Regions from separate parts of the Homo sapiens genome. Here region 2 is linked to region 1. The links are chromatin loops, found by intact Hi-C in ENCODE. Cell type or tissue: K562. All regions are shown on one strand. Each heading gives the region's core, and the rest is flanking DNA. Links, peaks and the distances in the headings are about the cores only.

Evidence for each region. Hi-C counts contacts between places; a loop is a spot of excess contacts. Peaks named below come from ENCODE experiments on the same cell type or tissue, not always from the same donor. Only the 100,000 strongest peaks of a DNase experiment are listed, where the experiment ranks them.
Region 2: it touches region 1 in a loop (14-fold over the local background); 2 of 110 quality-filtered maps call a loop at or near these places.

What each region holds. Positions count from the first base shown.
Region 1 is chrX:66,726,137-66,730,541 of GRCh38, reverse strand. No RefSeq gene overlaps it. Among named protein-coding and RNA genes, the nearest start is that of EDA2R, 89 kb to the right of the region's middle. In K562, for the core only: CTCF peaks have their summits at 1,339 and 1,653; DNase peaks (open chromatin) are centred at 1,351 and 1,621; H3K4me3 peaks cover 355 bases.
Region 2 is chrX:66,108,083-66,112,487 of GRCh38, reverse strand. No RefSeq gene overlaps it. Among named protein-coding and RNA genes, the nearest start is that of HEPH, 54 kb to the left of the region's middle. In K562, for the core only: a CTCF peak has its summit at 2,156; a DNase peak (open chromatin) is centred at 2,197.

The sequences.
Region 1 (4,405 bases), core at 99-4,098:
ATAGTTTCTTTTGTTGTGCAGAAGCTCTTTAGTTTAATTAGATCCAATTTGTAAATTCTGGCTTTTGTTGCTATTGCTTTTGGTGTTTTAGTCATGAAGTCTTTGCCCATGCCTATGTCTTGAATGGGATGAACGCTTTTACACTGTTATCGGGAGTGTAAATTAATTCAACCATTGTGGAAGACAGTGTGGTGATTCCTCAAGTATCTAGAACCAGAAATAACATTTGACCCAGCAATTCCATTACTGGGTATATACTCAAAGGATTATAAATCATTCTACTATAAAGACACATGCACATGTATGTTTATTGCAACACTATTTACAATAGCAAAGACTTGGAACCAAGCCAAATGTCCATCAATGATAGACTGGATAAAGAAAATGTGGCACATACACACCATGCAATACTATGCAGCCATAAAAAAGGATGAGTCCATGTCCTTTGCAGGGACATGGATGAAACTGGAAACCATCATTCTCAGCAAACTAACACAGGAGCAGAAAACCAAACACCACATGTTCTCCCTCATAAGTGGGAGTTGAACAGTGAGAACACATGAAAACAGGGAGGGAAACATCACACACTGGAGCCTGTCGGGGTGGGGGAAGAGGAGGGAGAGCATTAGGACAAATACCTAATGCATGAGGGGCTTAAAACCTAGATGATGGGTTGATGGGTGCAGCAAACCACCATGGCACATGTATACCTGTGTAACAAACCTGCACATTCTGCACATGTATCCCAGAACTTAAAGTAAAATTAAAAAAGGAAAACATGCTCAACATCACTAATCATCAGAGAAGAGCAAATGAAAACAACGAGGTACCATCTTATGCCAGTCAGAATGTCTATTAAAAAGTCAGCACAGCTGTTATCTTCATTTTATAGATAAAGAAACTGAGTCTGAAACAGGTTAAGTGCATTGCCTAAGATGACATAGGAAGGATTTAGAGAGGTAAAGATGTGAAACCAGAAAGTCTGGCTCTACAGTTCTGCATTATTGTTATACTATGTTGTCCCTGGCCCGGAGCCCCAACCCCTAAGGCAAGGATTCACCAAATTCTTTGATGAAAGCTATGGACCTTCTCTCCCTACAAGTGCAGAGAAATTTACGTTTTTATTTTTATATACTATTTCAAGGAATTCACTTCCTGACCTTCACCACTGCTACAAACCCTTGTGTATTTCCGGTAGGAATCTCAGATGAAAACTCCTAGCTTTAAAGTTTAAATTCCACCATTCTTAAACTCTGACTCGGCCTCAAACCCTATCAAACCCTATCATTTAACAACCCAGCTCTAGAAAAAGTAGGGCGTGGTTGCGGCACTCATACTGCCCTCTATCGCCGCCTACTGGAATGTCCCTGGTAATGACAACAACATCGCCACACCTGTGGCTTAGAGACCTCTTCGCACTTTCAGGGCGTTTTCACAATAAGGTGCCATCATAGCTCAGGGGTATGAAGCCCCAACTACAGAGGGTGGGGAGTGGAGTCCGGCCTTAAGTCTGTGCCGCCAGTCGTTCCAGCAGAGTCCTTTCCGTCATGCTCTGCTGCACGACGTGTACGGGCGACACCGCCATTTTAGTTTTTTATCAGACTGTCTGCGTCACCAGGAACTATGGCCGCAGCCTTTGGAATTCAGCAGAGGTCGCTGGAGTACATCTTTTTCCTCCCTGACTGTGGTCCTAGGGAAATAATCATGAGCCGCATAAGGACGTTTGGATCAATGATGTCAATGATGGACCACATATATGATGATAGTCCCATAAGATTACCATGGAACTGGAGCTGAAAAATTTCTATAATCTAATTATATCTTTTTTTGTTTGTTTTTAAGAAAGAGTTTTGTTCTTGTCCCCCAGATTGGAGTGCAATGGCACGATCTCGGCTCACTGCAACCTCTGCCTCCCAGGTTCAAGCAATTCTCCTGCCTTAGCCTCCTGTGTAGCTGGGATTACAGGCGCCCGCTACCACGTCTGGCTAATTTTTTTGTGTGTATCTTTAGTAGAGATGGTTTTTCACCATGTTGGCCAGGCTGGTCTCGAACTCTTGACCTCAGGTGATTCGCCTGCCTCGGCCTCCCAAAGTGCTGGGATTACAGGCATGAGCCACCGCGTCTGGCTGCCTAATGATATCTTGATGATCCTGATCCAGTGTAGGGCTAGGCTAATGTGCATATTTCTGTCTCGGTTTTTAACAAAAAAGTTAAAAAGTGAAAAAAAAAAAAAGGAAAGAAAAATGAAAGAAAGAAAAAGATAATTTAAGAAATAGAAAAAAAGCTTATAAAAATAAGGATATAAAGAAAAAATTGTGTACAGCTATACAATATGCTTCCCTTTTAAGCTAAGTGTTCATTACAAATGAATCAAAAAGTTTTTAAAAAAGTAAAAAAAGTTACAGTAAGCTAAGGTAAATTTATTATTGAAGAAATAACTTTTTAAAAAAAATTTAGCCTAGCTCAAGTTTATAGTGTTTATGAAGTCAACAGTAGTGTAATGTCCCAGGCTCTCACATTTCACCCACCACTCACTGACTCACCTAGAATTGTGTCTAGTCCTGTAAGCACCACTCATTAGTAAATGCCCTATAGAAGTGTATCTTTTTTTATCATTCATACCATATTTTTACTGTACCTTTTCTACGTTTAGATACACAAATACTTACCATTGTGTTACAATTGCCTAGAGTATTCAGTACAATGACATGCTTTACAGGTTTGTAGCCTGGGAGCAATAGGCTATACCATGTAGCCTAGGTTATGACATCTAAGTTTGTATCATAGTACATGCTGTGATGTTAGTACAGTGACAAAATTACCTAACAGTGCACTTCTCAGAATGTATCTCTGTCGTTAAGCAAAGAATCACTGGAGAAATCACAACTTTCTAACCTGACCTACTTCCTTCGAAGACTGGATACACTGCTTTAGCATGCACATCTTACAATTCACCATTCCTTGACCTTCTAATGTTGTCTTTTTCATGTTGCCTTTTTCTTTTCTTTTTTTTTTTTTTTTTTAGCTGTAATGTTTGCAAAACTCTGGGGTTCTGAATGTAGAAAAACACAACCCCAGTTTAAGACGTCCTCTTCCGATCCCTCAGTTTCTTGCTGTTCATACTTGCCATCTCCATCTCTGTAGTCTTCCTGATTAACACCTTCCAGCTTCAGATCTGGAAGTAGTAATCCGAGCACTGGACTGGAAATCAGATCAGACCTGTTTCACATTTAAAGCTTTGCCTTTGTATTAGTTCTGTGACAAGTCACTTGACCTCTCTGTGGTCTCAGTTTATGAAATTGGAAGGAGATTGGTTAATATGGGAGGATCTCCATGAGCCTTTTCTGTTTTGGTCTGCTAGGATTCTAAAAGTATTCTCTGTTCTTAATACTGTACTTACAATAGAGTCCACCCCAACTTTATTTATTCATACCCAAATAAATACACAACAAATATTTCTTAAATGAGTGTTGCTTTCCCAGTGCCTTTCAATATGCCTGGCATATAATACGTGTCCAATGATATTGAATAATAAATGAATTTGCCTCGTGCCTGTAATCCCAGCACTTTTGGAGGCCAAGGCGGGCGGATCACAAGGTCAGGAGATCGAGACCATCCTGTGAATGGAGAAACCCGGTCTCTACTAAAAATACAAAAAATTAGCCGGGCGCTGTGGCAGGCGCCTGTAGTCCCAGCTACTCAGGAGGCTGAGGCAGGAGAATGGTGTGAACCCAGGAGGTGGAGCTTGCAGTGAGCCGAGATTGCGCCACTGCACTCCAGCCTGGGCGACAGAGCGAGACTCCATCTCAAAAAAAAAAAAAAAAAAAGTTTAAGACCAGCCTGGTCAACATGGTGAAACCCTGTCTTTACTAAATATACAAAAAATCAGCCGGGCGTGGTGGCGGGTGCCTGTACTTGGGAGGCTGAGGCAGGAGAATCACTTGAACCCAGGAGGCAGATGTTGCAGTGAGCCGAGATTGTACCATTTCGCTCCAGCCTGGGCAACAAGAGTGAAACTTCGTCTCAAAAAAAGAAAAAAAAAAACAAAAAAAAACGATTTTGCAAAACCTCATCAATTTCCCCAACATCTCTTGCTTCATTTTCTTCCTTCTTCAGTATTTAGTCAGGCACTATTCATCTCTACCTGGATTATTGGGAAGCCCCTTAATTAGTTTCCCATGCCTAGTCTTTCTTTCACTAAGATAATTTTCCTTAAAACACAATTCTGTAATACTATTTTTTGTTCCAAAATTCTACAGAACTCTCTATTGCTTATGGGATCAAGTCTTAACTGACCCACCAGGCAATCAAGACTCCTCTTCAACCTGACCCCTAATTAGCCTAATTCTCCAGGTAAACACAATTACTTCCTATTCCTCAACCCATGTCTTACTTGCTTCACTCC
Region 2 (4,405 bases), core at 270-4,269, 620 kb after region 1:
TTTTTTACTTTTAATTTTTTGTAGGGATGGGGGTCTCACTATGTTGCCCAGGCTGGCCTTAAACTCCTGGGCTCAAGCTATCCTCCTGCCTTGGCCTCCAAGGTGTTGTGATTACAGGTGTGAGCCACTGCACCTGACCAGACTGTGTCATTCTTATTCAAAACTCTCAGCTGATTCCCACCACAGTACATGAAATAAGTCCAGCATCTGTATCTGACATTTACATTCTTCGACAGTTCAGCCTTATCCTCTGTTTTTTATTCCTTCTTACCTCACCTCTGTTCTCATTCATGTTGCGTGTGTGTGTGTGTGTGTGTGTGTGTGTGTTACAGACACACACACATCTTTTCACCACACAGGGTAGTTATTCTCTTTTCATGCCTTATACCATTGTTTCTCAAACTGACTATGGTGAAGGACATTTTTTTTAAGTTCTGATCTATCACAAATCAATACTTTATGAAATATAAGAATGGATTATTAGAAAAAATGATGATGTTTGGATGTAACAACAATGTCACGTTACTATATAAGTTTCTAAGGAACTACTCTCAGTTTTTATACTTATGTGATCAACAACCAATAACAAATGGTTTGCAGACAAGCATCATTCCACGGACCACAATTTGTATAACACTGCCATTAACTTTCCTATATCAATGCCTTTCATCAAGCCATTTCCTTTCCTGGACTGCCCTTTCTTCCCAACTTCATTCCTAGTATTTGCTTACCAGAGTTTTCATCTTTCAAGTCCCAGCTCAAATTTTACCTCCCTCTAGAAGTCTCATATACCCCAGTCAGAATTAATCTCTTTTCACAAATGCCCACCGTGCTTCATTTATAAGACAAACACAGTGCTTATCACAGCCTGATTTTTTTACTGAGATTTAATTCACATACTATACAATTCACCCATTTAAAGTGGTCAATTCTATCATATTTAGTATACACACAGTGGTGCAACCATAATTACAATCTAATTCTAGAATATTTCCATCACACCAAAGGAAATCCCCTGCTGATTAGCAATGACACCCCATTTCCCCCACTCCACACTTTATTATAGCCTGACTTTATTGTGGTTATTTGGATATGTATGTCTCCCTTTTAAAAAGTTGCATATTCTTAGAAGAGGGATATTGGCAAGGGGACGTTACTCATCTCTAAAGCAGGAACTATGAAGGAGTGTAGATAGGCTACAGTGTTGTTTTTATAATATTTATCACACATTTGCTAATCATTGAATTGTCTGTTTTATAGATAAGTTACAGACAAATCATTTGTTGAATGTTATAGACAAGTTTCAGAAACCTCTGCTTTAGAATCACCTTTCTTCAATAGCAGCATTTATTTCTCATGGCTTTATTCTCTGGGAATGTACAGATGTTAAGGAAAACTACATCGGCTGATGATCATTCACTCTCAAATGAGTTAGCCTTTTTCATTTTTTTTCATTTTCTGTGTTCAACAGGTTAGCAGGGTTTTTTTTTAATAAAGCAATATATATGAGATTCATCAAATATCCTGATGCACATTTTCTTCCTATGGAATTCTGTGGGAGAATTTTTATTCCTGTGACAAGTTTTCTAGAAAAACAAGTCTGAATTTTTCTATTTTGTGAGGTTTCTTGTGGAGATATATGATATATCCCCAACCACCGCAGGCATAATTCACTATTTCCTCCTGTATTCTCCCAAACACTTTTTATGGTCCTTACTCCAGTATTCAATCATGTTGTGTTAACAGTAGTCATGAAGGTATTTGTATTTCCTGCTAAATTATTAGCTTCTTGAAGACAGAAATTGCATCTCATTGGCCTGTTCATCCTCCACAGAGCCTAGCCAACTACCTGAGATGGAGTTGTGTTCAGTAAATGTTTGTTAAATGGATAAATAAGAAAATTAAAAGTTTTAGAGTGGAATGGCCATGGGGATATATGTTAGCTTGTTTGGTTTTAAATGTATTCTAAATTGAGAAATAATATATCTTTATTTTTAAAAAGTGGATCTTCAATAAAAAAAAAGAATCCTAAGTCATAACTTTTATATTATCTCCTCTAATAGAGGATGCGGGAATTAGAAATGAAAGTTAAACCTTTCACCACATGGGGGAGAAGTAATGCTTCAGAAAGTAATTCCTGAAAGAAATATGTCCCCTTATAAAATATATTCTGGCAACTCCCCCTATTGGTTAGGCATAGATTTGCAGCTGCCCTTGTTTAACCCCTTTCACCCCAAAGCTGGGGGTGCGGGATGTCGGGCTCTGTTTACCTAAAGTATTTTTACCTTTGACACATGTGTCAAGAAAACCTGAGGGAGAGTTTTTATTAAAAAGCAAATTATGATTTTCCTAGACTAGAAAATTCCCATGAAATTATTATTCTTAGTGAATATCAGCAGGGTGCCTGGACTACGCATAACATGCTTTATCATGTAGGACAGATGCCCTCTAGAAAATGCCCCACGGTATATTTCAGGGAAGTATAATCAGATAGAGTATGCATACAAACTTCAGACCAAAAGTGTATGATCTATTCAGGAGGATCCTGACCGTCCTTTGGAAGGGCGGGGTACCAAAGAGAGTGAGTAGACTGTAATATCTCCTTGGGACAAAATATAAGTTGGATAGGATTCAAGAATTCAAAATTCAGAGAGGAATTCTCACGCATGTGTTTAAAGTATTGCATACGAGGTAGCTCAAATAAATGTAGAGAAGATAGAGGGGTTTATGTTTAAAGATAAAAGGGGGAAAACTACTAAAGAAAAATAAGAAAAAGAGATAGAGTGATATAGAACCTAATAAAAGATCAAAGAAAAAAATACGTTTTCTTCCCATATCCAGTTTGAGTCTCTGGAGGAATTTGAAGATTGAACAATGTAGTCTCATTTGTAGCTTTTTCCATAGCAAGAACATTTTATTTATTGCCCTAGGTTATCCAGGAAATAGAAGCTGATTACGCCCCAGAAAGAAAGTAGTCACTACTCACATGAATTGACACATGAAGGCCTAGTGTCTAATATTTCAAAGGAAGTACTTATAAAGTTGAGGTTGCTTTTGGTTAGAATTCAGCTGTAGCTTTCTTCCTAGCAAAGTACATTGAGATTCCTCATGCTCGACACAGAGTAAGTTTAATATCTTATCACTTAAAGTACAGTGATCTTTATAATAATAAAATTCTGAAAACTAGGATTAATAATTTAAAGCATAAATGTTAGTCATTCTTGTGACTTATGTTTCAAATATGAGATAAAAAGTTCCCTTTTAATTTTCAGCAAAAACAGTTATGAGTGGTATTTTAAGCCCAAGAAGAAGAATTCTATGCCAAGTTTTGTTGCTAGATTATGATGGTATAAAGAATGTGATTCATATCCTCATCAGGGCATTTAAAAAACACTGCTCATAAACCGGAATAAGACAGAATCTCCCTGCATGTCTTTGGAAACCAATGCCTTCCTGAGAGAAGGCACAAAGGGAAAGTTAGACTTCTTAACACATGAAGAAACAATATTTCTGAAATAGTATTTTCATGTATACATACTCTGGCTAACAGCTACTGGTATACTTTGCTTCTTTCCTTACTTAGTTTCTGTGAACTATGAAACTCTGTGTGTGTTCATTAATCCAGATTCCTACATGAGCTTAAAGGAACAGGATAGGTAAGCCACATCTAGTTTCAACAAACATTTCAAAGTACCTCATTATGCTTGGTTACCATCCTTTCCTGACTCACTCTTAAGATAAACCAGACTGCACCTGGAAAGTAGCAGTTCCTTGCATTTTAAGAAGTATCTTACTGATACCCACTTAGCTTTCTCTGGATTAGTTATGTAGTCATTGTTGTGACTTTCTTCTTACATTAAAATACATACATATGCATATGCAATGCCTCCAATTCTTGTTTATTCAGAGGCAGGTGATCTAGATTGTCATCTCTTCAAGTCTCTTTGTTTCTTCTTTCTCATACTACCTTTATTTACATCATTTCCAAAGAGTGAGCAGAGCATTAAAAGGAGATGAAATTCAAATCAGTTAAGTCACGCTTTGGGTTCCAAGATGGCTGAATAGGAACAGCTCCAGTCTGCAGCTCCCAGTATGATCGACACAGAAGGTGGGTGATTTCTGCATTTCCAACTGAGGTACCTGGTTCTTCTCACTGGGACTGGTTGCACAGTGGGTGAAGCCCACTGAGGGTGAGGTGAAGCAGGGTGGGGTGTCACCTCATCCAGGAAGTGCAAGGGGTCAGGGATTTCCCTTTCCTAGCCAAGGGAAGCTGTGACAGATGGTACCTGGAAAATCTGGACACTCCCACCCTAATACTGTGCTTTTCCAATGGTCTTAGCAAATGGCACACCAGGAGATTATATCCCATGCCTGGCCCGGGGTGGGGGGTCCCACACCCAGAGCC